Regions from separate parts of the Homo sapiens genome. Here region 1 is linked to region 2. Evidence: chromatin loops called from intact Hi-C (ENCODE). Cell type or tissue: PC-3. All regions are shown on one strand. Links, peaks and the distances in the headings refer to the core of each region. The heading gives the core; the rest is flanking DNA. Region 1 overlaps LOC124901661 (a long non-coding RNA gene). Region 2 has its middle 73 kb from the start of ZNF92.

The links. Hi-C counts contacts between places; a loop is a spot of excess contacts. Peaks named below come from ENCODE experiments on the same cell type or tissue, not always from the same donor. Only the 100,000 strongest peaks of a DNase experiment are listed, where the experiment ranks them.
Region 1: a loop joins it to region 2, with 9 times the contacts of the local background. A loop is called at or near these places in 5 of 110 quality-filtered maps.

What each region holds. Positions count from the first base shown.
Region 1 is chr7:65,208,814-65,224,750 of GRCh38, reverse strand. LOC124901661 (a long non-coding RNA gene) reads left to right here. Exons shown (of 2, transcript XR_007060366.1): 2 at 4,752-5,188. It also overlaps the pseudogene INTS4P1. Among named protein-coding and RNA genes, the nearest start is that of SNORA15B-1, 150 kb to the right of the region's middle. In PC-3, for the core only: a CTCF peak has its summit at 8,137 (motif pointing left); a DNase peak (open chromatin) is centred at 8,150.
Region 2 is chr7:65,439,370-65,455,306 of GRCh38, reverse strand. No RefSeq gene overlaps it. Among named protein-coding and RNA genes, the nearest start is that of ZNF92, 73 kb to the right of the region's middle. RefSeq lists a silencer at 14,975-15,148. In PC-3, for the core only: no CTCF peak of the experiment used is centred there; a DNase peak (open chromatin) is centred at 6,296; H3K4me3 peaks cover 729 bases; H3K27ac peaks cover 1,847 bases.

The DNA of each region.
Region 1 (15,937 bases), core at 4,737-12,736, 230 kb after region 2:
TAATATATTTGATGGATTTATTTTTAAAGTTTCACCAAAATTAACTTTAGTATTGATAATATACTAATACAAAAGTAAAAGCTGATTTTCTTTTGAACAAAATTTTATGTATTATTATTAATATGACACAGTAATGTATTTTTGTTTACCTTTTGAATAAATTTTAAAAGAGAGGTAGAATTTTTCTCATACTGCCTTTTTTCAGATTTTTGATTGAAAAACTTAATCTCCTGCATCAAACAGTAAAATGTTTTGTTTTTAAAAATCTTTTAATCATCACTTTGGCTAAATGAATGACTATTATTTTACGGTGACCTGTGATCCTATTTTGGTCAAGTATTTTAACCCTCTGACATATTTGACAGTCTTTCTAAAATCAAATTTCAGCTTAAAAATTGTCTTTTTGTGGCCGGGCATGGTGGCTGACACCTGTAATCCCAGCACTTTGGAAGGCCGAGATGGGTGGATCTCCTGAGGTCAGGAGTTTGAGACCAGCCTGGGCAACATGGTAAAACCCCATCTCTACTAAAAATACAAAAAATTAGCTGGTCATGGTGACAAACACCTGTAATCCCAGCTACTCAGGAGGCTAGGGCAGGAAAATTACTTGAAACTAGGAGGCAGAGGTTGTAGTGACCCAAGATCACGCCACTGCACTCCAGCCTCGGCAACAAGAGTGAAATTGTTTAAAAAAGACTTTTTTTTTTTTTTTGACAAAGTCTTGCTCTGTTGCCCAGGCCGGAGTACAGTGGCCTGATCTCAGCTCACTGCAGCCTCCACCTCCTGGGTTCAAGAGATTCTCCTGCCTCAGCCTCCCAAGTAGTTGGGATTACAGACGTGTGCCACCATGACCGGCTAATTTTTGTACTTTTAGTAGAGATGGCGTTTCACCATGTTGGCCAGGCCAGTCTCGAACTTCTGACCTCGAGTGATCCGCTGGCCTCGGCCTCCCCAAGTACTGGGATTACAGGCATGAGCCACGATGCCCAACCTTAAAATTATTGGTTTTTGACCCCTAACTTTTAGATGCTACAGAGAGCCAATGCAACATCCAAGAGAGTGATAAACAGGATTATTTGATATGTTAAATTGCATGGGAAGCACGGTCAAATTAAAAATGATGTTTGGGTCAGGCGCGGTGGCTCACACCTGTAATCCTAGCACTTTGGGAGGCTGAGGCAGGTGGATCACAAGGTCAGGAGTTCGTGACCAGCCTGGCCAACATGATGAAACCCCGTCTCTATCAAAGATACAAAAAATTACCTGGACATGGTGGCACATGCCTGTAAATCCCAGCTACTTGGGAGGCTGAGCCAGGAGAATCACTTGAACCCAGGAGGTGGAGGTTGCAGTGAGCCGAGAGCATGCCATTGCACTCCAGCCTGGGCGATAGGGTGAGACTCGATCTCAAAAAAAAAAAAAATGATGTTTGACCTCCTTCAACTTATATTTTAATGAATATGTTATTAATATTTATTCCAAAATTTTATAGAATTTCTAAAAATCTAATATATATCTCTTTATATGCTATTAGTCATAATTATGTTTATTATGAACAAATATAGGCAACAGATATAATCAATTTTTTATTTGTTTTTTCATAACCATTTAAGTAATTTTCACAGTTAATGGTTTAATTCTTATTTAGTTTCTAAAAACCTCAAAAGCACACAAAATCCCAGAGTATTGTGTCTTTAGGAGGTTCATGAAAAGATGGAAAGTGACCAGACAAGTTGAGTCCTGTTTCTGATAATTTTAGGATCATATTGTTTGAACTGGGTAAGGATCATGAGCATTCCCATGAAAAGACGGATTCATAAAACTGTGAGCCCAGGCAAGACAAAAATTAATTGAATATCAGAAAAATACTCTGCCACATTTTTACGCTAAATCAGCAAGTACTGAAATTTTTTAAATGTGCTCTTTAAATAAACTCTGTGGTCCAAGTAAAATTACCTATGAGAACCACTCAGTTATCAGTGCTATGCACATAAATTGGAGAAAAAGTCCTGGTATGTAAGACGACATAATTTTTTTTTTTTGGTCTTTTTTTTTTTTGACACAGAGTCTCACGAGTCTCACTTTGTCACCAGGCTGGAGTGCAGTGGCATGATCTCAGGTCACTGCAACCCCCGCCTCCCAGGTTCAAGCGATTCTCCTGCCTCAGCCTCCCTAGTAGCTGGGACTACAGGCATGCGCTACCATGCCCAGCTAATTTTTGTGTTTAGTGTTCAGGAGAATCACTTGAACCCGGGAGGCAGAGGTTTGCAGTGAGCCAAGATCTTGCCACTGCACTCCAGCCTGGGCAACAGAGTGAGACTCCATCTCAAAAAAAAAAAAAAAAAAAAAAAAAAGAAAAGAAAAAAGAAACAGACTCCTTGGTTGAAATGAGTAGACCAATTATTTAGCTAATTATTTGATCTATTTAATTTTAGTTGGTTTGTTCATGGGGACCCTGGTTAAAAAGCATACTTCAAACTCTTGGTGTTATCCTCCTGATAGTCAAAATAGTAGTCTCCCTATTGCACTGTATTCTCTCAAAAGTTATAAATGTTTGCATGCAGTCATCTCTAGAATGTCAAATGGTCTCTCTTTAATGGGAATGATGAAAACTCAAAGATATATGCGACCATGAGGACACCATAACCTATAAATGACATGATAAGAACAAAAACCCAAAATAATGGAAACTGAGAGAGGCACTAAGGCCCTAAGTTTTGGTCACACTCTGACGTATGTGAAAACTTAACCAAAACGGGGGAATTTTTAAAAGAAATTATTGGAGGCTATTATTCTGGACTGAGCTTACGCACCAGGCCCAAACAGACAAAACCAAACCAAACCAAAATGGAGTCACTCATGCTAAATATGACATACTCAAACTAAAAATTTAAGAAAATAGGTAGATGCTAAAACAGGCCAGGTTTTGTTTTTATTCTGTAAGCAGCAAATTTTAACATAAAGAGGTCCCCTCTACTGTAATTCTTTAAAAAATTAATATCCTCAAGTTCTCATTTCCACTTTACAAAACTCACAGTTCTGCTATTTCACAGTGAGATTTGAGACTAAATAAGTATATCTTTGATGATGGCAGAATATAATGTATAAAGTTTTGGTCTGTCTCTCAAACTTGAGAAGATAACCAAAAGCGAGAAATTGTTAAATTAGTTATAGCCTGAAGCTGTCCCCTTTCATTTAATTTTGGTCAATAGTTTTTTTTTTCTTTTTGTACATAGTAAACTGAAACCTAACTGTAACGCATTCCTGTACTAACCACTGTGATTTTCCCACTAAAAGGATATCAAATCTTCAAACCGTGTTTAAATAAGGCGAATCCCAAGCTATAACCAATCTGGCTGTTTCTGTACCTCACTTTCATTTTCTGTGTGTCACTTTGCTTTTTCTGTTCATCAATATTTTCTTACCATGTGGCTGTGCTGGAGTTTCTCTGAGCCTACTCTGGCTCCACAGGCTGCCTGATTTGCAAATCATTCTTTGTTCAATTAAACTCTGTAACATTTAATTTCTCTAGAGTTTTTTTTTTAATTTTCAATTTTTTTCTATGATAAAAAATAAGTCATGTGTGGTTTTGGCTTTGATTTTCTCAACTCATCCTTTAGCTACTTTTTCCAAATTATTCTATGTCCTTTTCAAATGCTCCTGCAATTTCTTTCTTTTTCTGCTTCTTCTTCTTCTTCTTTTTTTTTTTTTTTTTTTTTTTTTGAGACAGGGTCTGACTCTATAACCCAGGCTACAGTGCAGTTGTGTAACCAATCATGGATTACTGCAGCCTTGACCTTCTAGGCTCAAGTAAAGTAATCCTCCTACCTCTGCTATCTGAGGAGCTGGAACTACAGGCATGCCTCATCATGCCTGGCTAATTTTTTAAAAAAAATTTTTATGGAGACAGGATCTTACTATGTTGCCCAGGCTGCACTTGAGCTCCTGAGTGCAAGTGATTCTCCCATCTCAGACTGCCAAAGTGCTAGGATTACAGGTGTGAGCCGCCATGTGTTTCTGCAATTCCTTAAGATTATTTATTTATTTATTTTCACCCAGGCTGGAGTGCAGTGGCGTGATCTCTGCTCACTGCAACCTCTGCCTCCCAGGTTCAAGAGATTTTCCTGCCTCAGCCTCCCAACTAGCTGGGACTACAGATACCCACCACTAAGCCTGGCTAATTTTTTTGGTATTTTCAGTAGAGACGGGGTTTCACCATGTTGGTTAGGCTGGGTCTCAAATTCCCGACCTCGTGATCTGCCTGCCTCGGCCTCCCAAAGTGCTGGGATTACAAGTGTGAACCACCATGCCCAGCCATTTTAAGATTATTCTAATAATAAACAGTACTATATGGGCACAAATCTAAAAGAAATCTGACTTCTATTTTAGAAATGTCACTCTCCAGGATTTCAAGGGTCACACGGAGTTGATCCTGAGTCCCAGCCCAGCCACTTAGTAGCTGTGGGTCTTTGGACAATTTATTGATGTGGAAGAGTTCTATAAACTACATGCGCAAAAAAAGGCAGAATGATGCTTATTGCAAAAATGGTAGCAATTTTTTATCCCTCCTGTATCCATGCCCATTGCCAGGTGCTTTTACAGCTGTTCCCATTGAGATCCAGAATCTGTTTTCCAATCCCTGGATCTGGCTGGCCTTATTTGCTCAGGGCAGTGGAAACCTGTGAACATGACAGTGTGCTAGTTTGAGGCGTAGGCTCAAAAGGTATTGAATCCTTCTGTTTTTCTTTCAGAATGCTGCCATCTCTATGAAAAAAAGCCCATGTAAGCCAGACAAGATACCATGGGGAGGAGAAGCAAGTTGCCTCTGTTGACAGCCCCAGAAGCAGAAGCTCACTCCCAGAAGCACAGCTGCTTAGTCAACAAGCAGCTGATAATACATGTCTGAAAGAGCTCAGTTGAGACCAGAAGAATGGTCCCACTGAGCCCAGCCTAAATGCCTGACCATCTCAATTATGATGCTAATAAGTTTTGGATGGTTTGTTACACTGTAACAGCTAACTAATACATGCACCCAGTGCAGATAAGATGCCAGGCTTCAATGACAGCCTGATTACTAGTTACCTTCTAATAGTGGGCACCCTAAAAGTACTAATTTTTTCCCCCTGATTTAAAGTTGAATGTCTTGTAAGATAATGTTGAGAAATGCAGAAATACATGTGGACATGTATACATGTGATTGGTGATTATACTCACACAGCACCACATACAACAGGAGAAAACAGAAAACCACAGCCTGACCATTAGGGCCGAGGCCAAATAGCAACATGAGTTTGCCTTTTTCTATTTTCTCTGTTTCTAAACATTGGAGGCCTATACTGTGTACAGATCTAAAGACATAGAGTTTGCTTATCCTGTGACCTCATCATTCTTTGTTCATGTCTAATCTCTTGAAGAAAGGTGAGCAACTGGTGGCCAGCAGTGCTTGTAACCTCAGTACCTGAGGTAATTTTATTCCTGCTGTCCTCTGCTCTTTTTATGGCCACTATCTGTTTCATCCTTGGAACTGAAGAGAGATGTTGGTAGGGAGAGGCTCTTGCCGCACCTTTGGCAGAAAAGGGATGTTCAGGCCCTTCACCTCCTGGGGGAATGTAGAGGGGTTTCCAGGAAGCCCACTTGAAGTCTGAATTTAAAGTGAAAGTCCAGCCAGGCCAGGCGCGGTGGCTCACGCCTGTAATCCCAGCACTTTGAGAGGCTGAAATGGGTGGATCACCTGAGGCCAGGAGTTCATGACCAGCCTGGCCAACATGGTGAAACTCCATCTCTACTTAAAATATAAAAATTAGCTGGGCAGGGTTGTGGGCACCTGTAATCCCAGCTACTCAGGAGGCTGAGGTGGGAGAATTGCTTGAACCCGGGAGACAGAGGTTGCAGTGAGCTGAGATTGCGCCACTGCACTCCAGCATGGGCGACAAGAGCAAAACTCCGTCTCAAAAAAAAAAAAAAAAAAGTCAAAGTACAGCCAAACATGGTGGCTCACACCTGTAATCCCAGTACTTTGGGGGTGTTGAGGTGAGGAGGATTGCTTGAGGCCAGGAGTTCAAGAGCAGCCTAGGCAACATGGCGAGACCTTATCTCTATAGAAAATTAGAAAATTAGATGGGCATGGTGTGGTGCACGCCTGTGATCCCAGCTCCCACAGAACCTGAGATGGGAGGATCGCTTCAGGAGGTGGAGGCTGCAGTGAGCTCTGATCACACCACTGCACTCCAGCCTGGGTGACAGAGTGAGACCCTGTCACTAAAATAAATAAATAAATAAATAAGTAAATGAATAAATAGATGAATAAATAAAGTGAAAGTGCAGCTGAGTGTGTGCTTTCCCAGTGATGCTTGGCTGTCCAGATGCAGATGCAAGAGATCCAGCCTGTTCATGTCACCCTTGCCCAGGGGAACAATGTCAGGAGAGAGAGAGAAAAAGGAGGTTTTTTTTCTTCTTTTTTTGAGATGGAGTCTCCCTCTGTCGCCTAGGCTGGAGTGTAGTGGTGTGATCTCGGCTCACTGCAACCTCCACCTCCCGGATTCAAGCGATTTTTCCTGCCTCAGCCTCCCTAGTAGCTAGGATTACAGGCGCCTGCCACCACACCCAGCTAATTTTTGTATTTTCAGTAGAGACAGGGGTTTTGCCATTTTGGCCAGGCTGGTCTCGAACTCCTGACCTCAAGTGATCCACCCACTTCGGCCTCCCAAAGTGCTGGGATTACAGGCGTGAACCACCTCGCCCTGCAGGAGTTGATTTTAATTATGAACCATGATTAAGGAAGGCAATGACCACAGAGAGAGTGACAATGAGGTGGGGAGGCCAAGTGGAGAGTTCTGGAGCAAGAGAAGAGAGGTCAGCAGAGAGCTGTCTGAAGTCTCCTTTCTGGGTGATGGAGGGTCCCAGGTGTGACCGCAGGCAGGGAGTGGTGGCTGAGAGGCAAGTTGGAAAAGCTCACTGGAGCTTCAGCAGTCTAAGTGCCCAGAGAGACGGGGAGTAGCCTGGCCTGTCCACGTGGGTGACGACACCAACGTCTTGTATGAAATCACTGTTGCAAACCTGCTGGGGGAATGTAGAGGGGTTGCTGCTCTACAAGACGGCAAGAAGGATGAGAATGCAGTCAGCCAGGAACACAAGTCCTCAATGGATGACGAGGTGCAAGCGGAAGACCAGCAGACAGCAGTCACTGAGAGGGACAGCAGGTGACTCCGCTGCCTTTGAAAGAGAAAGGTCTTGGACACGACCACAGGAACCATGAAGGATATAGACCCTACCTTAGATTCTACAGTACGTGGGGTATAGGAGAAAAAAGAGTCCCTGCACCAGACGGTGCCGGGGGATGTGGGGTCCTGAGGGGCCAGTGGGGTTGGAGGGAGGGGACCCTCCTGCAAAAAGCTGAGTGGTGGCTCCAGAGCCGATGATGTCATCAGAGGAGCTGGGGCAGGATGGGGGGTGGGGAGGAGGGTCCAGTCATATTAGGCAATGCACAGATCCGGGGGGGAGGCCTATAGCACAGAGGCTCTGTCCTTTGAGGGTGACTGAACCAACAGGGGAAAGCGAGGCATGGTGAAAATAGCCATGGATGGCCAGCTGTGGTGGCTCACGCCTGTAATCCCAGCACTTTGGGAGGCCGAGGAGGATGGATCACCGGAGGTCAGGGGTTCAAGACCAGCCTGGCCAACATGGGGAAGCCCCGTCTCTACTAAAAATACAAAATTAGCCAGGCTTGATGGTGGGCACCTGTCATCCCAGCTGCTTGGGAGGCTGAGGCAGGAGAATTGCTTGAACCCAGGAGGCAGAGGTTGCAGCGAGCTGAGATCACATCACTGCACTCCAGCCTGGGCAACAAGAGCGAAACTCTGTCGGGAAGGGGAGAGGAGGGGAGGGGAGGGGAGAAGGAAGGAAGGATAGAAAGAAAGACAGAAAGAAAGAAGGAAGGGAGAGAGAGGGGGAAAGAAAGAAAGAAAAGAGAAAGAAAAAAAGAAAAAGGAAGGAACGAAGGAAAAAGGAGGGAGAGAGGGAGGAAGGAAGGAAGGAAAGAAAGAAAAGGTAAGAAAGAAAACCGTGGATGACCGCAGGACGGCCACAGGTGACATTTCAAGCTGTGAATTTGGAGAGCGAGGGCGCTCCAGGCAACTGTGGGGTGACTCCTCCCCCTGGTGGCCATATATGGCTAAAGCAAGTACAAGTCCAGACACACCTGGAGAACAGGTGCCATTGCCTGAAAGCAACCGTAACCACGACAACAAGGCCAGGTGCAGAACCCAGGTCTCCCCCCCTTTATTAGAGCCTGTGGAGAGATCATGAATGTATTCTCCAATATGTTCATTTTCAGGGGTTAAAAAAAAATCTCCCCAGTGTCACTTCTCCCAGGAACGTGTGTATGTGAATGGCTTAAAAACTGTTGCCCTTGACAAAGAAATGTACCAATCTCCAATGACAGAATATTTAATCGAGGAAAGTTCTCATTAACAGATGTTAATTAATCTCCTTAACAGATGTTAAGGAGAACTACAAACCACTGCTCAGTGAAATAAAAGAGAATACAAACAAATGGAACAACATTCCATGCTCATGGGTTGGAAGAATCAATATCGTGAAAATGGCCATACTGCCCAAAGTAATTTATAGATTCAATGCCATCCCCATCAAGCTACCAATGACTTTCTTCACAGAATTGGAAAAAACTACTTTAAAGTTCATATGGAACAAAAAAGAGCCCGCATCGCCAAGTCAATCCTAAGCCAAAAGAACAAAGCCAGAGGCATCATGCTACCTGACTTCAAACTATACTACAAGGCTACAATAACCAAAACAGCATGGTACTGGTACCAAAACAGAGATATAGATCAATGGAACAGAACAGAGTCCTCAGAAATAACACCACATATCTACAACCATCTGATCTTTGACAAACCTGACAAAAACAAGCAGTGGGGAAAGGATTCCCTATTTAATAAATGGTGCTGGGAAAACTGGCTAGTCATATGTAGAAAGCTGAAACTGGATCCCTTCCTTACGCCTTATACAAAAATTAATTCAAGATGGATTAAAGACTTACATGTTAGAACTAAAACCATAAAAACCCTAGAAGAAAACCTAGGCAATACCATTCAGGACATAGGCATGGGCAAGGACTTCATGTCTAAAACACCAAAAGCAATGGCAACAAAAGCCAAAATTGACAAACGGGATCTAATTAAACTAAAGAGCTTCTGCACAGCAAAAGAAACTACCATCAGACTGAACAGGCAACCTACAAAATGGGAGAAAATTTTCGCAACCTACTCACCTGACACAGGACAAATATCCAGAATCTACAATGAACTCAAATAAATTTACAAGAAAAAAACAAACAACCCCATCAAAAAGTGGGCGGAGGATATGAACAGACACTTCTCAAAAGAAGACATTTATGCAGCCAAAAAACACATGAAAAAATGCTCATCATCACTGGCCATCAGAGAAATGCAAATCAAAACCACAATGAGATACCATCTCACACCAGTTAGAATGGCGATCATTAAAAAGTCAGGAAACAACAGGTGCTGGAGAGGATGTGGAGAAATAGGAACACTTTTACACTGTTGTTGGGACTCTAAACTAGTTCAACCATTGTGGATGTCAGTGTGGCGATTCCTCAGGGATCTAGAACTAGAAATACCATTTGACCCAGCCATCCCATTACTGGGTATATACCCAAAGGACTATAAATCATGCTGCTATAAAGACACATGCACACGTATGTTTATTGCGGCACCATTCACAATAGCAAAGACTTGGGACCAACCCAAATGCCCAACAACGATAGACTGGATTAAGAAAATGTGGCACTTATACACCATGGAATACTATGCAGCCATAAAACATGATGAAACTGGAAACTATCATTCTCAGCAAACTATCACAAGGACAAAAAACCAAACACCGCATGTTCTCACTCATAGGTGGGAATTGAACAATGAGAACACATGGACACTGGAAGGGGAACATCACACCCCGGGGACTGTTGTGGGGTGGGGGGAGGGGGGAGGGATAGCATTTGGAGATATACCCAATGCTAAGTGACGAGTTAATGGGTGCAGCACACCAACATGGCACATGTATACATATGTAACAAACCTGCACATTGTACACATGTACCCTAAAACTTAAAGTATAATAATAATAAAATAAAATAAAATAAAATAAAATAAAATAAAATAAAATAAATAGTTAATGAATGGAGTTCTGCAGGCTTTGCTTTAAAGAACAGATCTACAGTATTTTAATGGGGAATGTAATCTCAGTGTCATCTCTGAGGCATGTTTACTGCTATATCTCTATCGAGCACCTGAAGTAGTGCCTGGAACAGAGGAATGACTCAGGGTGTGGTGACTGGACTGGATGGCACTTTCAAAGCACTGGACCTGTCCCACGATGGGGCAGTGAGTTTCCTGTCCCTCTACCTATAAGGTATCTAAAAGGTTTAGCCTTGCGTGTGGTAGATGTGCTTTGAAGGGGGTTTAGGAGACAGTCTAGGAGATGACCCTTAAGTAACCTGCCCACAATCTCCTTTACACTCAGGTGATCAGTGAAGTTTTTTTTCAGGGACAAGGTAAAACAGTAGTTCTGCTGGTATCACTGACTACGTATTAGAATCACCTATGAACTCTTAAACACTAGTGTCCATAGGCCCTATTCTCAGGATTTTGATTTAATTAATGTAGGCTGACACCTATTCATCTGTTCTTAATGCTTTCTGAGTAATCCTAAAGTGCAGTGAAGGTGGACAACCACTAATGTGGAAAAAAACAAAACAAAACAAAAACACTCCAATATGCAATACAACTTCACAGCTAGCTCAGAACTAGTTCTCTGCAGGTCTCATAATTTATAATAATTTCTGCTTGGAAGCCAGAAGGCCCAGTCCTTTATTGTCACCATAGCCGAAAAGCGTAATCTTCAAGGCCTGATTCATCCTTACCTCCTCCAGGAAGCCTTCTCTGCCTGTTCCAGCCTATTTTTCTGTCCCCTTATTGTACTTCCTGCCAGTGCTTGCATCCCTGCTTTGACTCATATCCCTTTGGCCCTTCTCTCATATCCCTTGTGCCCTTCTCCTTTCCTTTCCTGAGCCTCCACCACACTCCAAATTGAATACTCTAAAAGGTTTAGCCCTGCATGTGATAGAGGTGCTTTGAAAGGGTTTTTTAGGAGACAGTCTAGGAGATGACCCATCCTGTGCATGTCTACTCACCAAACCCTGTTTTATAATTGCCTGCCCATTTGTATGTCTCTCAGTGAAACTGTGCACACCCTGAGAGGAAGAACTGTGACATATTTACCTTGGCAACCACAGCACTTAGTGCATGCAATAGAGTAAACACGATTGCACAGATGGATGGAAGGAAGGATGAATGAGTGGACAGATGGATGAATGAAGGAGTAGTACTCTTTGTGGGGCTTAACTGCACTGTCTGAATTGATTAGTGTCTCTACTACATTTCTCATGTGTCTCTATTACATCTATGTAACTTGGGAAAGAATATTTCCTAGTAATCGCTTTTTCCCATCCATAAATTTTATCTGCCAGCTGACTGACTCACAGCCTGAAAGGAACTTGTTTATTATAGTTTTCTGTAACAAAAGACCAAATCTTAACGTCACATTACAAGATTAGAAAAGGTCTTATCATTTACTGAACGCTTACTGGGTCCTGGGGGCTTTAAATACATTATCTCTTTATGTCAACTCCTCCTATTTGTCAGTTGTAGAATCTGAGACTCAGAGTTTAAAGTAACTTGCTCCAAACCACACTCAGCAGTAGTTGAGATTCAAGCCTAGGTTCTTTCCCACAGAAGCTCATTTCTTCTCCTGTCCCAGTTTCTGTCCCTCAAGTAGAGACTACAGGGGTACTAACATTAAATACTTCAACACAAGGTCAGTCTAGAAGCTCCACGAGGACCCAAACCCGACAGACCTGGACCTTAACAGTGTTCTGAGGATCCTGCACATGCTCCAGGGTTGCATCAACATCCAGGGCAACCACCAACCCAGAGGTAAACCGCAAAGGGTTGTCTGACTCGCCTGCTGGCTCAATGATGGTGGCTGAGGCTTTGTGGATCTGTAAGCAAGAGGAAAATCCTATGATTCTAAAGCCAGGTCATTCCTGGACAAGAAAACACATCTTTTTTCTGTCTCCTTATCTAATGAGTGGGCATGTGGGAGCCACTCAGAGGAAGAGCCTAGCCCAGCTGCTCCATTGGTCAAAGAAGATCACCAAGGTAAAGATTTTTGACCGTCTGGACAGATTTGGCCTACAGGGGCCAAATAGACCCTGACCTGCTCTGGAAGTGGGAGATGCAGAAAGGCACTCTGTCGCAGCATGGTCTGTAGAATTTTGACCACTTCTGCAGGTTTGGATGTCATGAATCGGGGCATAAGGTCAAGGAGTTTGTCCACAAAGCTGTCCTGCAAGTGGGGCAAATCAGCGATGAAATACCTGGAGGAACAAACAGAAGCAACTGACTCATTCAACTGTGCACACGTTCACCACAGGCTGGGCCCCAGACACCTACCAAACCCTGAAGTAGGAAGAATGATGAAGTGAGAAGAGCTTGCAATTTACGACCAAGATAGACTGGTACCTATACAATCATGCCTCAGTCACATGATCATCAGAAAGGCCTCTGTTTATTGATAACCATTATGTGCCAGGCATACTCTTAAGTGTTTTACATGATCTTATTTAACTCCCAGCAATCCTAAGCATCATTAGAATTTTTATTTTCATATTATAGATTCATTAATTATTTTAACAAATACATTTTTAAGACCTACGAAGCACCAAGCACTATTTTAGGTTCTGGAAACACAGTGAACAAAAGAGAACAAAACGATTGCTTCAATGGAGCTTACATTCAAGTGGCAGAAAACACTGAGACTCAGAGGGGATGATGCCTCACTGAGGCTCAGAAAAGTTAAGTACGTTACTCCTGGCTCAGACTGATCCAATTTTGGGCCTCGTGCCAGTGGATAGTCAAAAAATATCTCACTGAGGAGGTGATATCTGTGCAGGAACTCAAAGGATGAATTAAGAACATCAGATGAAGAACTTTGGGGATTCAGAGCTATCATCTTCCCAAAAATCTTTTCAACCCAACTGTGCAAAAACAGACTCTCTACTTTAAAGAATCTAAAGCCAAAAGTAAGGCATGAACTTATTTCAGATTCAAAACTAGAATTTATTTTTTATTTTCTTTTTGAGAAGGAGTCTCGCACTATTGCCCAGGCTGGTGTGCAATGGCGTGATCTCGGCTCACTGGAACCCCGCCTTCTGGGTTCAAGCAATTCTCCTGCCTCAGCCTCCCGAGTAGCTGGGATTACAGCTGCCCACCACCACGCCCTACTAATTTTTTGTATTTTTTAGTAGAGACGGGGTTTCATTATGTTGGCCAGGCTGGTCTCGAACTCCTGACCTCATGATCCACCTGCCTCGGCCTCCCAAAGTGCTGGGATTACAGGCGTGAGCCACCGCGCCCAGCCTCAAAACTAGGATCTTAAAAAGCCAAGCTAGATGGTACAGTTTGCTAGACAGCATTACCTGCTGGTGAAGGTAGCGTTGCAACTCAGCCCTGTAAGAAGCTATCATCACCCCAATGACAAGTACAGAGTCACAAAAACCTCAGGTTTGGTGAACTTCATGAGGGCAGAGACAATGAGCGGAAGAAATGAAACAGACTTCATCAGTGCTTTAAGATCCTATGTCTTCTCCCAGTATTATTCTACCAGCATACCAGAAGTCTGGTCACTCCCTTGACTCCTATTTCTTCATCAAGCTTTCCATTCAACTACTGCATGTGCTTTAACAGATTCATTCCATATAAAACTCTGAAAAAATATATGTATTCTACAAAATAAAATTTACCTACAGAATTACAAAACAATTGTAGATTACAGAGAAATATGCAAGTATAAGAACAGTGTGGGCCTGGTGCAGTGGTTCACACCTGTAATCCCAATACTTTGGGAGGCAGAGGCAGGAGGATCTCTTGAAGCCAGGAGTTTGAGAACAGCCTGAGCAACACAGCAAGACCCCATCTCTAAAAAAAAATATTAAAAATTATCCAGTCATGGTGGCACATGCCTGTAGTCCTAGCTACTCAGGAGTCTGAAGTAGGATGATAGCTTTAGCCCAGGAATTCAAGGGTGCAGTGAGCTGTGCCAGTCTGGGTGACAGAGTGAGACCCTGTCTCAAAAAATAATAATGAGGTCAGACGCGGTGGTGGCTCATGCCTGTAATCCCAGCAGTTTGGGAGGCCAAGGCAGGCAGATCACTTGAGGTCAGGAGTTAGAGACCAGCCTGGCCAACATGATGAAACCCCGTCTCTACTAAAAATACAAAAATTAGCCAGGTGTGGTGGTAGGCACCTGTAGTCCCAACTACTTGGGAGGCTGAGGCAGAAGAATCACTTGAACCCAGGAGGCAGAGGCTGCAGTGAGCCAAGACTGCGCCACTGCACTCCAGCCTGGGTGACAGAGCAAGACTCTGTCTCAAATAAATAAATAAATAAATAAATAAATAAATAAATAAATAAATAAGAATGGTGTGAACGAACAGTATTAAAAAAACAGATGACTAATGATTTTTTTCAACAAACGTATTTACACGTTTTCTTCATATTACTTGTGTTTTTATGGCCTAGCTGAGTGCTAAATGCAAGTGATTCCTGGTAGGTTTAGTTTTGAAGCTCCAACTTCAAAGAAGTTTCTATAATATTAAGAAAAAAACCAAATTAGTTTTTTTTTTCCTAATTTAAGGTTAACGACATGGCCACAGATGATAGCCTGGCTGTACAAGCTAAACCAAGGAATGTGATTTGTGATTGTTCCTATTGCCTGCAAGTGCTATACTCCGTGTAACCAAGATTTTATAAGCCGGAAGAGTTATAAAATACTTACCTCTGAAAAAAGTCTACTTCCTGTAAAAATTTTTCACACATCCCAAATAAGGGGTAAAGTCTGTAGAAAAGAAACGTAAAATAATTTGCTTGTGAAATCTGCAAACTGAGGAGGACCAAAAGTCCCAGAAACCTGAGCCTAAATTAAAGGAAAATTAGTATATTACACTATAAAAACGATCTCTAAAAGTAACAGAAGACTCCTAATGGACCTGGGGGAAACACCTGTCGGGATCCCAAGACCTGATTAAACCACTGCAGTGCCCATTAAGCTCAAAGAATATTAAAAATCAAAGACTATCAGAGGCTACACTTGGCACTAGACTCACTACGAATACAGAAGAGAAGCATAGCATGTGGGCAGCACAGTGTCAAGTTCCCCTTCTTCAGGAGTCCTTGCTTCATTAGCATCTCAGCTAGCATGGTCTCTATACCTATCTGATTTAGATCTCATCTCCTTGCACATGAGCTGTCAGCATTGGGATGAAAGCTCCCAGATAGCTGTGTGGACTGCTGCAAGATCTACCCAGTTTCAAGAATCACTGCACTCAATGAAGCCTACAGCCATTGTATCGGCATCTGGAAACTAGTTCATTTATATTTCCTTCTGGTCTACATGCAATTTACTCAGAGATCATTTTTTCCATAGCGGTATAGCCTACTAATGTAGTTGATACTGTAAGGGCTCCAAGAAACATACCTAAAAAGTTAACTAAATTCCTATGCAAGAGGGGAAAAGGTTTTGCTACTATTTTGCCGACAGACATGGATGGTGTTCCTTCCTCTCTATCTTGAATTACTTGGCCTCACAGTACTTGAGAACATTCCATTTCAGTAAAAAGTTATTGCATACCTAAATAATCCAGGCAACATGCTAGGTCAATGTGACTTACTAAGTTTTGACCTTTGTATATTTTCTTCCTATTTCTTGTATGTAATTTCTGCATGAAATTTCCCACTTGTTTTCTTTAATATATTATTCATTGGAGGAATAAAATTTC
Region 2 (15,937 bases), core at 2,989-10,988:
AGGTGTCCACAAACATGCCTAGCTATTTTTTTTTCAGTAGAGATCAGGTTTCACCATGTAAGCCAGGCTGGTTTTGAACTCCTGACCTCAAGTAATCCACCCACCTCGGACTCCAAAAGCTCTAGGATTACAGGTGTGAGCCACCTGGCCCAGCCTATGAGCTGTATTGTATTCACACCTGAAACAGCCACAATTCTGAAATCGAGAGATCTCTATTTCTCATCCTAGTTTTGCTACAAACAGAACTCATAATACTGATGCACTATAACATATTCATAGTATCACTAACATTAAAAAAATTCAACCCTGCCAAATGTCCTTATTCCTGTACTAATATTATTGATTCTCAAATCTTAGTCAGTATATCCACTCATAGCATTTTTTCCTTAGAATTTGATCTTTTGGGGTGTTTCAATTCAACAAACAAGGATTACAGTAATGGTAACACATAGTAAAATTTGGGGACCTGATAACAAACCTCTTAATCTGAGAAAGAAGAGCCATATTTCCAGGACTAGCTAATAATCCCAGTTAAATTGTCTCCTTTCAGAACCTCTTGTATTTGTTTAAAACTTCCTACTTCTCACAAAGGACTTCCTCATACCTTATCTGATTGTTCTTTCCAGCAGCCCTATCAGATAGACCAGGCAAGCAAGTATTATTACCCCCTTAATATTCATAGGAAACCCTCTGAGATTGAGAGAGATAAAGTGGCAATACCAAAGTCACATAGCTGGTCAGCAATGAAGACAGAACCATACCCCAAGTCTAAAAGAAAAGAAAAAATCCCAACAAGCCATGTGGCAGTGCTTTAAAACCTAAATGTCATAGGCAAAAACTTTGAATGTTATCCAGATGTCTATGGAAGGCTTATGGGAATCAATACTCACCTTAAAGAGCCAGGCAGGAAAAATGATATGTTATGAAAAATGCCAATTTGGGATTTACTAGATGAGAGAGAAAAGTTGAGAACAATATAAATGGGTCAAATTTCAGAATATTTCTTGTGCTCTTCTCTTCACTGCAGTGACCTTTGCACTGCAGATAGAAAAGTACTGTGGGCAGTAGAAAAATGAGTTTATGTCATACAGTTCATTCAGAATTTGTGAAAATAAAAGCAGAAGACATCTTCAAGATCACCCTTACAGTTCAATTGTAAATGTTTAGAGAACCTTTTCTTGCTCACAAGTGAAAAACCTAAGGATAAGTCATTCAAGGAAAGTCTGTCTCTGTTCTACTTTCATCATGTTATCAGTAAGGTAAATGAAGAAATCAAAATGATAAGTCTGAAAGAAGTAGCCTTTGAAAGCATCTGAATTGCACTTCCTCAGGCCAGTGGAATTTGACAACTAATTATGGAAACTATAGATGGTACAAAACTCTGAATTTCTCAAAATGTACCGGTAATTGTCTGGGTGGAGAGAACTGGTTACACGCATAACAGGAAACTCCCAGCTTCCCTCAGGAAAAGTGGTTACATGGGTCAGTGTCAGGCCTCATGCTTGGAATTACGGGGTACAGGTCTGACCGAAGCCCTCTCATTCCTGCCTTGCCTTTAGCAGACTGAGAGGAACACTGAGCCCGTCAAAGGAGAGCTCCCCACAGGAAGGAAAAGTCAGCTTAAGTGGTAGCGAAACCTATGAAGTTGAGTTGCCAGAATCCCTCCACAGGCCACACAAACAGTAATGAAATTCATGGAGAGAAAGAAAGAAAAGACCCACAGCCATGAGCAGAGCCAGCTGGGAGGGATGTTATTACTTTATTTTTGTTTTCTTAACTATGTGTGTGTGTGTGTGCATGTGTGTGTGTGTGCGTGCGCATGTGCGTGCATGTGTTTTGAGGGGGAGGGAGGATTGATTGCAGAAAATGGCTTGATCCACAGCACTCAAGATGGAAACTTTTGTTGATATAATTTCTCCTAACTTTCCTACACCTTCCTTCCCTTCTACTCCATTTTCCCCTGTGGCTATCAAGAGCTGTATATATCTGACCACAAAACATGCAGTCAATCAGTTCAGGTCAAAAATGCAGCCAGACACCTGGATCAACTCAAACTCTGTCTACACACACCAATTGGCTTGGGGGTAAAAAAAAAAAATGTAATTGGGTGGAACAACTAGTTATTTTTAAAACAATGAGTTGAATTCAGAAAACCATCCAATTAGTTGATTTCAAAATGCCTGTTTGGTGACAGGAAAATGGTTATTTTCAAAGGGTCTTGTGTGTGCATAAACAACCTGAGTGCTATTAAATTGATGAGCTATTTTAGAATCCAGGAGATAAGGCCAAGGTGGCTGGACTCTGTTTATAAAGGGGAAACCTGGTCGGGTAGCAGTCCATCAAGCCCTCCAGAAGGTGACGCATTCTGTGGCAAGGATGAAGTCCTTCACTTGACAGCAACATAACTCTGCCCCTTTTTGCAGAGGCAAGCACCTCAGTTCTTTTTTTTTTTCTTTTTTTCTGTTGTTGAGACAGGGTCTCGCTCTGTTACCTAGGATGGAGTGCGGTGGCATGATCTCGGCTCACTGCAACCTCCGCCTCCTGGGTTCAAGTGATTCTCCTGCCTCAGCCTCCTAAGTGCATGGGAATACAGGTGCCTGCCAACATGCCCAGCTGATTTTTGTATTTTTAGTAGAGACGGGGTTTCACCATGTTGGCCAAGCTGGTCTCAAACTCCTGTGCTAAGGTGATCCACCCACCTTGTCCCCCCAAAGTGCTGGGATTACAGACATTAGCCACCATGCCCAGCCAGTTCTTTCTTAGAGAAGCCACCTGTGTGCCTTCTTCCTGGATGCCCCATGCTAGCCAGAAGGCCAAAGATCCCAACAGACTCTATAAAGAACCAATGTTTTTTTATTAGCCATTGCTGCACCACATTTCCTAATGCACACAATGATGGTAACTTGATTCTCACCTTTTATGGGTTGCATTTGGATGACATTCAGCAAGGAAGCCTCCTGTGAGCCATTTGACCCAATATGTAATGAGTTCGGTCAGTTTCAACGGCACAGCTATACCTCTCTGGACTTCCTTCTCCCACCCCAAAATGTGAACATTCTTTTCTTGTGCTACATTACTAAAAAATGATTTAAGAAGAAAAAAAACAGGGAAAAGGTCTCCTCCTGAAGAGAATTTTATTTGCGCTCCTCATGCTTTGTCATAAAGGGCATTCAGCCGTGTTAATCATGTAAGAAATTTCAGCAAAGTTCTCTTTTTTCATATTAGACTTAAAACATCACCCCTGAGGTGGTGCTGATGGCACTCTTAGAAAATATTTCTTTGATGTCTAAGACACAGAGGACTTCAGCAAACACTCTCAGAGTTAAATCAGTGGTGCCTAAGTGCTGATTCTCCGTCCCCAGTTACAAGCATTTACTAAGTAAAACTTTTGTTTCTGCAAATGTCTTACTTGAGTGTGTCTTAATCCCAAGTGTTGAGGAGGTTTTGTTTTATTGTCTGTGTGTGTGTGTTTTAAGCACTTATTTTATCAGAAAGGATTTCCACAATGGAAGCCTTCATTGCCATTGCTGTGGCTGAGTCTTTAGGTTTGAGACTAGTTAAGCTGCCGCAGGTAGAAGTGTTTGCACAGCTCCCAAAGTATAGAATCGCAGCCTCAGAGTTGGAAGGAGCCCCCTTAAGCCTGTCCTTGCCTTCGGGCATCTGAGCCAGAGGAATAGCCACTCTTTTCTTTAAGATCTCCAAGGACAAAAACTCCACATGCAGTTATTTTATTATAAAAGTGTGAACTGTAAAACATATTTACAAGGGAATAATATTATCATCTATATTTAAATGATTTCCTTTTTAAAACATTTGCTTACCCAATTTTTAAAAAATTAATGAACAGCAAAGTTCTTTGAAAAAAAATCCTTTCAAATCCTTTCAATAGAATCATTTCTCCTCTTTTTGAAGTATTACAAGGGTCATTTCTCCCAGAAAATGCTACCAGAAATTGCTATGTTTCTTCTAAAAAGAGGGTTTGCTTTTATCTTGTGACTACCCTGCATCAAGACACTCTTCCTTCTTTGCTTTGGCTGTTGGAAAGCCCACAGCCAAATGTGTGTCCCCACCCCCTTCTAATCAATGCACGGGACCTCACCTCAGCTTCACCTGTTTGTCTTCCTTTATTTTTCCTTCATCTAAGTTTCTTCACTTAGTTGTGCTTTTTGGCTTTCCTGTTGTTTCTGGGCTTTCTGGTTTTCTGTTTGTTTTGATGTTTGGAAGCAATATAGTGAGGCAAGAGCAGAGACTCTGGGGACTAAAATACTTAACACTTGGCTCCCAGCTCTGCCCTTTCCTATCTTAACCTTTTATTTTCCTCATCTGTAAAATGAAAAACACAATAGTAGTCATGGAGTTGTTGTGAGTGTTAAATGAGAAAATGCACGTGTAGTGCCAAGCCAACAGTAAGCACTCAAGATATGTTCATTATTCATATTATAACATTGCTACTTTAAATTATTTCAGGAGCGAGAGGTGCAAAAGAGAAATATAATTATTTATTCTCCTATTTCAAAGTTTGATCTTTATCTCCCGTCTTCTTCTTCCTGTCTCATGAATTGTCTTTCAAGCAAATTATTTGCTGCTGTTTCTGCACTTTAATGAAACTCCTTCTACTATGTTACAGGCTAGTGCTTCCCAAACTTACTCGATCTTAAGAATCAGCAGAAGCACTTACTAAAAATACAAATTTCAGCTGGGTGTGGTGGCTCATGCCTGTAATCCCAGAACTTTGGGAGGTTGAGGTGGGAGGATTGCTTGAGGCCAGGAGTTGAAACCAGCCTGGACAACAGAGTGAGACCCCATCTCTATTTTTTAAAAAATACAGATTTCTAGTCTTTTTTTTTTTTTTTTTTTTTTTTGACAGAGTCTCGCTCTTTCACCCAGGCTGGAGTGCAATGGCACAGTCTCAGCTCCCTGCAACCTCCACTTCCTGGGTTCAAGTGATTCTCCTGCCTCAGCCTCCCCAAGTAGCTGGGATTACAGGAGCCTGCCACTACGCCCAGCTAATTTTTGTATTTTTAGTAGAGATGGGGTTTCACCATGTTGGCCAGGCTGGTCTTGAACTCCTGACCTCGTGATCCACCCACCTTGGCCTCCCACAGTGCTGGGATTACAGGTGTGAGCCACCACGCCCTGCCCAGATTTCTAGTCTTACACACCTAAAATTGTTTTATAAATGAATAGCTCTAGAACGGTGTTTCTGGGACTAAAGTATTTTATACCACATTGTCTATACTTTTCTCCAAGAATCTAATCACAGACAAATTTCCACACTTGCTTCCTATGTAGTTAGTGTCCCTTTAACATTTCAATTTTTGTTTCCTTGTTTCCCTTTTGTAACTTTTTCTGCTACTTTTTTTTGGTTGTTCCCTTACCTCTTGTCCTGCCACTTGTGGGAGTCTGTCTTTTTCCAACTCCTGAGGCAATAACAGGTCTTTTCCCACCCATCACTCCAGCACTGCTTTGGGTAAAGTATTTAAGAGCTAAAATTGTTGGCCTGGTTGGGTCAATTGGGGAATGAAGGTATATCCACATTAAGAGAAATAGTTACTCAGTAACTGTTTCAGCCACTTCTTCACAGAGAAAACCATCTGTGCCTTTTTAAATTTTTATTGGCCTGATTGATGGCTCTACAACACAGTGAAGAAGTAGCCCCACCCACCACAGCGTTCTTCATCCTGCTGGGGAAGCCACACAGAGTTGAGACCAAAAAGTACGGAAGGAAGGAAGGTAGAAAGGAAGGAAGGAAGGTTTTATCTGCCTTCCTTTGTTTTCTGTGGATAAATGCCAAATCCCTCTTACTTAAACTTTTCCCCTTTCCTTTACTTTGTCTCCAAGTTTTTCTTAGAATGAATGAGTAAATTGTTCAAATTTTCTCAATAATCTCCCTCCATAACTCATTCCAAAGTTTAATTACTTTGACAGAAGAAAGGGAGGGAAGAAGGAGGGAAGAAAGGAAGGAAAGGAGGGAGGGAAGGAGAGAGGATGGAAAAGAAGGAAAGAAAGAAAAAGAGAGTAAATAAATAAAAAGAAAGGAAGGATGGAAGAAAGAGAGAGGGAGAGAGACAGGGAGAGGAGAGGAGAAGAGAAGGGAAGGGGGGAGGGGGGAGGAGAGGAGGGAGAGGGGAGGGGAGGAGGGGAGAGGAGAGGAGAGAAGAGAATCCTACCTATTAAAATCCTACAATCTGCCCTGCTTTTACCTTAGGGCTGTTCTGACAGTTTCCCCTTGTTACACATGTGTTGCTAGGATAGTACAAGTATTTTCAAGATGAATTCTCTGCCAAAAGGTCTTGCCACTGAGTCATCACCATCTTCATCTTTTTAAAAAACATGAGCAAGCCTCAGCAGCACTTCATTCACATTAGTAAACATTACCTAGGGAAAGAAAGAATAGGCCTCAAGAACATGACATCATCATTAAAAAATAAATGCTTTCTGAGTCCCTACTCAGTGTGTGGCACTGTGTTAGCCCTAGAAATATAAAAATGTGCCTGCTTTTAGTCTCACACGCACACACATATACTCCAATATGTCAAATCCAGAGAAGTGGTGCAGACTAGAAAGATTATCAGAATTCCAAGGAGGGAGCAATTCTGCCCCAAGGGCCGGGGGTGGTCACAAAAGGTAGGGCTCCAGGCCCCAAAGAAAGGGTAGAGAGTTTGAGGGAATTAATGTGAACAAAGACCAGGAAATATTAATGAAAATAGTTTGGGAGAAAATAGTTAGTGTGCCATTTGATGGGAGCAGACAGTTTGTGTGGACTGGAAGATGAGTAGGAGGTAATAATGGAATGGTAGACCATAGTCTGCTTGGAGAGGGCCTTGAATGGCAGGCTAATTAGTGTAGCCTTAGCCTATAAGCAATAAAGAGCACCACTCTCACAGATAGCATAGAGCAGACCACTGAAGCTTCAGAGTACCTTCAATCAAAAGAAGCACGGACATTGATTACAGGAACTTTTGTGAAATGTCTCAAGTCTGTATAACTATTTCCCATATTTGTAACTTTGTTTTCTCCATGGTATCAGTGTTACTTGGGAGGACAGTGAGGAGAGGGTAGCTGGCAAGTTTACGTCCTACCACATAGGCCAGTCTGGAGATGAAAAGGACCCTAAGAAATGGTACGTGGCAGTGGTTTTAAAGTAGAAAGATAGACATGAACAATCTCTGGGGCTCACAGAAGGGAGAGAAAAACAATCTCTGGGGCTCACAGAAGGGCTTTTCATATGTTCACAGCATGCAGTCCCACACTGGCATATTGGGGGCCAGCGTGGGACTGCAAAATGCCTTTGAGGGCCTAACTGGAAGGAATCCTAGATAGTTCCTGCCAGCCCCTTAACCTGCTGAATTTCTCCAATAGCATATCTCATGGCAGTTTAAAGGAGGAGACTTAAATGGATGTTGTTAACTGAATGCACCATTTTGTGAACTCCAGAGAGCTCTGGGAATATTCTTTAAATATCACCTTATTGAATGAACTAAGCGGGATTGACTGGGTACCAGGTAAGATTTAGGTGAGTTTGTTCAGTCTTCTAATTTGAAGTTGCTGCTAATCAGGCACCACTTTCTGCTCTCCTCTGAATTCAAAAATGGCTTCAGTATTGGTGAATGAGCAGTTGTCCATCCGGGATCAGTTGGAAAAGGCTTTTGCCTCCACTGATCTTCTCTTCTAGCTGAGTTGCTCTCTTCCAGTCCTGTGGGCAGCAAGCCACCCAGGTGCCAAGGCAAGAGACCAAGGGCACAAGCTGTTCCAGTATAATAAAATATATAAAATAAGAATAGTTATACTAGTTATAGATGTTAGATATAATTATATATGAATATCATTAATCATTAGTTTGTAGCAATTACTCTTTATTCCAATATTATAATAATCCTCACTCTACAGTCATAACCTAGGAAAAACCAGGCCGTACAGAGATAGGAGCTGAGGGGACATAGTGAGAAGTGAGCAGAAGATGAGTGCGAGCCTTCTGTTATGCCCGGACAGGGCCACCAGAGGGCTCCTTGGTCTAGCAGTAACACCAGCGTCTGGGAAGACGCCCATTGCCAAGTGGACTGTGGTCAAGCGGTAGCATCAGTGTCAAGGAAAAACACCTGCTACTTAGCAGAGCGGGAAAGGGAGTCTCCCTTTCCCCGGGGGAGTTTAGAGAAGACTCTACTCTTCCACCTCTTGTGGAGGGCCTGACATCAGTCAGGCCCACCCACAGTTATCCAGAGGCCTAACTGACTCCCTGTGATGCTGTGCTTCAGTGGTCACACTCCTAGTCTGCCTTCATGTTCCATCCTGTACACCTGGCTCTGTCTTTTAGATAACAGTAGCAAAATTAGTGAAAGTACTAAAAGTCTCTGATATGCAGAAATAATGGCATAAGCTGTCTCTCTCTCTCCATCTCTCTCTCTACCTCAGCTGCCAGGCAGGGAAGGGCCCCCTGTCTAGTGGACATGTGACCCACGTGACCTTACCTATCATTGGAGATGGCTCACACTCCTTACCCTGCCCCTTTGTTTTGTATCCAATAAATATCAATGCAGCCTGGTATTTGGGGCCACTACTGGTCTCTGCGTCTTGGTAATAGTGGTCCCCTGGGCCCAACTGGCTTTTCTTTTATCTCTTTGTCTTGTGTCTTTATTTCTACACTCTCTTGTCTCTGCACATGGGGAGAAAACCCACCAATCCTGTGGGGCTGGACCCTACACAGTCCTAAATTTAACCCTATCCCTCCTTTGCAAGTAAAGGGGTCATTAACATTTAGCTGATGGAGCACAAAGTGATCAGAAAGACCTGTTGCTTCCTTTCATCAACTCTGCCCATTAGCCAAGCAGAAAAGAAATATTGGTTTCTTAATTGACTTTCATAATCACTTTCATAATCGTTTTGCATGTGGTACATACTAGGTACTCAATAAGTATTTGCTGAACAAAGGAATGAATGAATGTTGGACACTATCCTAGGTCCTGGCCATGCATCAGTAAAGAAGAAATAAATAGACAAAAATCCCTACCCCCATGGAGGTCATATTCTAGTGACAGAAAAGAAGGAACCATAGGGTCCCAAATCCTACTAGAAACAGCACTAAGCACATAATAGGTACTCAGTAGATATGTGGGGAAATGGGAGACACTCTAATATAATAATGCATATAGCTTATGTTTCTCCTTCTCAGTCTCATTGAAAAACATCATTATCCTCAAATAATTAAAAATAGAATAATGAGCCTACAAGTTCAAGACCAGCCTGGGCAACATAGCAAGACCTTGTCTCTACTAAAAATAAAAATAGGATTAACCTATAATCCAGCCATTTCACTACTAGGTATATTCCCAAGAGAGTTGAAAGCATAAAATCAAACAGATAAATATTCCTATGTCAATGTTCATAGCAGCATTATCCACAGTAGCCAAAAAGTGGAAGCAACCCAAATGTCCATCAGCAGATGAATGAAGAAACAAAATATGGTATATACATAAAATGAAATATTATCCAGCCTTAAAAAGGAAGGAAATTCTGACACATGCTACAACATGGATGAACCTGGAGAACATTATGCTAAGTGTAATAAGCCAGTCACAAAAAGACAAATTCTATATGACTCCACTTATATGAGTTATCTAGAGTAGTCAAATTCATAGAGATAGAAAGTAGAATTGGGGTTGCCAGGGACTGGGGGGAGGAAGGAATGGGGAGTTACTGTGAAATGAGTATAGAGTTTCAGTTTTGCAAGATGAAACAGTTTTGTAGATTGGTTCCACAATAATGTGAATATACTTCTCATTACTAAACTGTACACTTAGAAATGGTTGTGATGATAAATTTTATGTTATGTGTATTTTGCCACAATTAGAAAATTTTTAAAGCCACTTATTAAACATTCTTTTTTTTAGAATTGTACAAAGATTAACAAACACGAACCCTTTGCTGGAGTTTACATTGTAATACAGACCCTTCATGATGTGGCCAGGCATGTCAAGGCCATACGGACAAGAGAAGACAAACATTCAGCCTAGATACGGAGAGGAAGCTGAATATTTACATTACCCAACAGAGCAAAGATGAGTGCATTTTAGGATGGAGGGAGGGCAGGCTGTCCACACAGTGTGACTTGACTAAATACTACTGGTGATCCATTTCTCAAAAATATATCAACTCCATTGCTTGTCATATGTTCTGAAATTTTAGCTCTTTCTTTTGACTCTTTAAGGATTAGGAAATTCTGCAATTCCTTAGGAGTAGACAAAGAAACCAGAAAGGGGCAAGATTATTTTCTAGCTAACAGTTGGCCTCCCATTTTTTTTTTATTATAGGGGTCCAAGATGAGAGAGGAAGCAATGGGAGAAGAAAGGAGACGGGTGGGCAACCAAGATCAACTTCCCCCTTTCACACCCATGTGGAGGAGGCTGGAGAGGCAAGGGATATTGATGTATCAAGTCCACACTCACAGACTTAGAGGACCTGTTGGCCCATCAAATAATGGAGAGTCAAGGAAAACCATTTCCAAACATTAGTACTGACCAGCCTCCAGAGGTAATGGTCTCCATTCCTGCTGCCAGAAGTACACCAGCAGAGGCTGAGGTGGGGATAGGATGTTTCTCCCAACTTTACATTCTATGCATCTCTTAACAGAGACAGCAGGGTGAACCCCCTTTACCTTATCGCATCAGTACAGTCACACCTCAATCCCTCAGGTGCTGCCAACTGTGTGTGTGAGATTCTAGAGAGAGAGATCTTTGCATTCTCCATGAGGGTAAAGTTTGCTGGGCAGGATTCTTTAAATCACATCACAAAGGCCTTTTCATCTTAAAGAAACAAACTGTTTCTAAGGACTTTAGCACATTGTTTATGAGTCAATGAATACTGCTAGTAACCAATGGGTCTTATCTATTCATGAAAGCCAATCTCTGAGGATCTCTCTTGGGAACCACTGTGTGCAGTTAGTTTGAGTTATGGTACACATAGACTTCAACTAATGAAAGGTCATGTTTTAAAACATTCTAGAATTCCAACCTGTCACTAATTCACATTGGTCTGCCTGCCCCCAACCCCCATTAGTCCAAATAGATGAGATTTTGCTGAGACAGATTTTCAAGTAGTTTGCAAATGGTAAACACAAAGAGGGGATCTCTTTCTCTCTCTGCCTCTCTCTCTGTCTCTCTATCTGAAACACATCACTTGACATCTTATTATTAGGATCAATAGGTGACAATTTCTCTCTATTGATTATTTACCTTCGTTTTCACTACAAAGTTAAATTGCAACAAGAATGGATGCTGACTTTCTTGCTTAGTGCTCAACAGCTTTGTTTTCCTTAGACTGACTCTCTTTCATTTTCATGAAAGTCATTATTAGGCTAATGTAAAATTAAATTAGCTTGGCCGGGCGCGGTGGCTCATGCCTGTAATCCCAGCACTTTGGGAGGCTGAGGCAGGCAGATCACGAGGTCAGGAGATCGAGACCATCCTGGCTAACACGGTGAAACCCCATCTCTGCTAAAAATACAAAAAATTAGCCAGGCTTGGTGGCAGGCACCTGTAGTCCCAGCTACTGGGGAGGCTGAGGCAGGAGAATGGTGTGAACCCGGGAGGTGGAGATTTCAGTGAGCCGAGATCGCGCCACTGCACTCCAGCCTGGGCGACAGAGCGAGACTCCATCTTAAAAAAATAAAATAAAATAAATTAGTTTACATTCAGCATGTACAGGAAGCACAAATACTCACCAGTGGGATGGCTTAGAAGGATCCTAGAAATGAAATCAGTATCTCAAAGAAATATTAGCAAACCCATGTTCATGCAGCATTATACAAAACAGCCAAAATGCGAAAACAACCTAAACATGCATTGAAGGATGAATGGATAAAGAAAATCTGACATATATATAATATATTATATATATTATATTATATATTATATTTTATAACATATTAATATAATATATAATTATAATTAATATATATTATATATATATATACAATGAAATATTATTCAGCCTTAAAAAAGGAGATCCTGTCATTTGCCACAGCATGGATGAACCTGGAGGACATTATGTCAAAGGAAATAAGCCAGACACAGAAAGACAAATACTGTATGATGGCATTTATATGTGGAATCTAAAACAGTTGAACTCATGGAAGCAGAGAGTAGAACAATGATTGCCAGAGGCTGGGGTTTGGGGAAATGGGGAGATGTTGTTCAAAGGGTACAAACCTTCAGTTATGAAATGAATAAGTTCTGGGGATCTAACATACAGCGTGGTAACTGCAGTTAATAATACACTGAACTGTTTACTTGAAATTTGGTAAAAGAGCAGATTTTAAGTGTCCTCACCCCACCTCCCCACACAGAATGACAATTACTGGTGGTGATGGATGTGTTAATTTGACTTCAGTAGTCAGTACACAATGTAAATGTGTATCAAATCCTCACATTGTACACCTTGAATACATACATTTTTTATTTGTGAATTAAGTTTTTTCCAAAACTTTTTTTTAAAAAGGAAGTATCCTAGAAGATGCTCTGACCAGTCACTCTCTTTGAAACCTCCCTTGGTTACAATACCTGTTATGTGCTACTTTTGAATATTTTCCAAGATCATCAAGCTATAAGCCACATGCTTAAGAAAATATAGCTATGATCAATTTGAGGGACATGTGGAAAGAGAATATTTAAATGATAATCTAGTTTTTTGAATCAGATAAAGAGCACTTCAGCTGTAAAGCCTGTAGAAGCCCATCACGCCAAGCGTTCCAGTTTGTGTGGAACAGTTAGTTTCCCAGAAAGATATCAAGCTAGGTTCAGAAACTATAAAAGGTCTTTGGCTTCCTATATACATATTGATTCATAGTTGCATTTGCTTTCTTCATCACAGGAATGGTGACTTGCTATTGAGAAAACTTTTGAGAGACCCAGGAATGAAAATAGGAACAGAGATACTGCTCTGGTTCTCATTCTCATCAATAGAGAGGGAATGTCAAGGCTGTGGTGATATGAACATCCCTGGCTCGCAACAGGTAAAAAATGTGACTGAGAGTCTGAGGCAGTTTGGAGCTAGGAGGAAGATATTCTGAAGTGAGCTTTGCAGCCCAAATACTTTCTAATCCCTCACCTCCCACCATGCACCTCCTGAAATAAGCTTTCAAAGCTTACCAGGCTGTTTATAAAAACAAAGGGATTCCCCTTCCAAGAAGTTTCCAGTCTGAGATGACACAGGCAGTACAGAAATGTTCCGTTGTCAAGCAACCAAATATATGCATTAACTGAGGGATAGAAGAGCATTGGCATTTTCGCTTCAAAGGCAAATTCAATGAATTTGAGATGCACAATCTTACAACTAAGACTTCAAAACTAATTTTCAAAGTACAAGTAGATCTAACTCAGTAGAAGAGGGCTCAAATAAATGCAGAATCAAAGATGCTGTGGCCAAAACAAGTGTGAGTGTATCTTAGGGAGGCATTTTTCTTACTGAAATGGTTCTTTTTATTTGTACAGTTGAAATGGGCCACCTCCTTTATGAAGGCTTTCCTGTTCCTCACTCTTTCCCTGGCTACAGTGGGCTACTCCAGTCTTTAGGTCTCAATATGCCGAACATACTCCATCATGTCACCTGTGACAATTGATTGTATCCTTTTGTTTTCATGTCTGTGTGCCCCACTAGAGTTTAAGTACTTTGAGGACAGGGTCTTTTTGATTTGTATGTATCCACCCTAGCTCAATACCTGGTACATAATAGGTGCTCAATAAACTTTCTGGAATGGATGATATCCCATGATTCCTTGTGATGAAAAGAGCAACAGCTAAACAAATATTCCTATTAGAGTTTTGTAAGGCCAATTTAGGGTTCTGCAGACTAAAGAGAACTGAAAATTCCCAGCTTCTAAATCAAAGATTGAAGGCTTGCCCCCGCCTAGCCATAGCTCCTTGATATGGCTCTTAATTAATAATCTGTTACATCCTCAAAAGGGGTCATTTTAAGGTAACCCAGAAGAGCTCCCATGACCTATTGACCTTGTTATGTCACCAAAAAGGAGCTTTTTGTCAAAGGATGGCAGACTACTTTTCTGTGATTCATGTATTACTCAGAAACCACTGGTTTCCTGGAATTAATAATAAAAATTCCAAATCCCCAGCAGTAACTTCCCAACCCCACAATTCTTGCTAACACAGCAGAGTAACACTTGGATTCTATACCAGGCCTACTGACCTTTTGCTAATTGTAAAATAAACATATCTTCCAGTTTAGAGGGGCCTTCTCCTTTTATGGGCTCCCTGCAGTGTAGGCACTGCTTGACTGGTATTTATTTCTGCCATATTTGCTTTCCAACACTTGTTCAGTGCAGGGGGCAGGTGTCTGGGGATGGAAGAAATAGGGATCAGAATAAGAGGAGAAAAGCAGGTGCCCCAACATCCTGACTGAAGTGCCCAGCTTATTATTCAGAAGAAGCTGAGGACCTAGGAAGATGTGTGCAAATGAAAATTTATTTTAAAAAAATTTCAAGCATTTCTGAGCCCTTATTCTTGTGCCTAGCCCTGCCCAGTAGGTAAAACGGACACATAAAAAGTGATAAGCACTGTTACAGAAGCATGAACCAAAGGCTTGGGGAAGCCCAGGGGATAGATAACTGCTCTCCACTGGCCAGTGCTAGTGATTGGCCCAGGAATATGGCAGGGAAAGACTGCAGTAGCACCATGAAGATGCTGCCACAGGTGGTGGGGCTCCTTCTCAGTTTTGCACATTTAGAAATTTAATTTTATGTGTTGCTGTAGGGCTAATCAGATTCAGGGGATTGACCCATGATAAATCAAAAAGACACATATTAATATAAATGATAAACTAGGGGCTGGGCATGGTAGTTCACACCTGTAATCCTAGCACTTTGGGAGGCAGAAGCAGGCAGATCACTTGAGCCCAGAAGTTTGAGACCAGCCTAAGCAACATGGTGAAACTGCATCTCTACCAAAAATGCAAAAATTAGCAAAGCCTGGTGGCACACGCCTGTAGTTCAGCTACCTGAAAGGCTGAGGTGGGAAGATTGCTTGAGCCCGGGAGGTCAAGGCTGCAGTGAGCCGTGATTGCGCCACTGCGCTCCAGCCTGGACGGCAGAGCAAGACCTTGTCTCAAAAATAAATAAATAAATAAAAATAAACTAAAATTGATTTACTATGTATTTAGTATATGCCAAGAGACGTTCTAAGTACTTTACATGAATTATCTCATTTAACACTCATGGCAACACTGTGAGTAAAGTAGTATTACCACCTTCAGTTTTTAAATAAACAGAGGCTCTGAAAGGTTATGACTTGCCCAAGCTGGTCAAGTTGGGATTCTTATAATAAAGTCTGTCTGATTCTAATGCCAATGTCCTTAACACCTACACTCACAGCCCCTCATTGTTTTATACTGAAAAAGAGAGCTGTTGGCTACTTTGTGCTTTCTTTCCCCAAGAAGGAAGATGATGGAAACTGAGTGAGGTCCTGAAGATTGTTTGATGAGTGCCAAAATCAGAACAAAGAACTCAATAAATATCTTACATGAATGAATACTTTAGAGTCCTCAAACTATGCTAGCCTAGTGAATTAGACTCTGTCGTCCCTTCACCATAGATCCCAGACATTAAGTTGACCAGTCAGGATACTCTTTTCCCCTCAAAACCCCAATGGTTAAGTTGAACTCTGCGTTGCTGCTTTTTCTGGCCTTAAATACACATAATTGGGCCCTGCTTGAACCCCAGTCTGCGACTAGGATCCTAAATACTATACTTACTCAATTTTTTCCAGCTTTCTTCTGAAAGCTGGATCCATCTACCAGACTGGTCCTCCTAGAACTAATGATACTCAGACTTATACCTGAGTTACCTATGTCCTTTGGACCACTCCACTATCCTAATCAAAGTTCATTAATATATTGATCTAACTTATCTTTACTGCGTACCTACCATGTACCA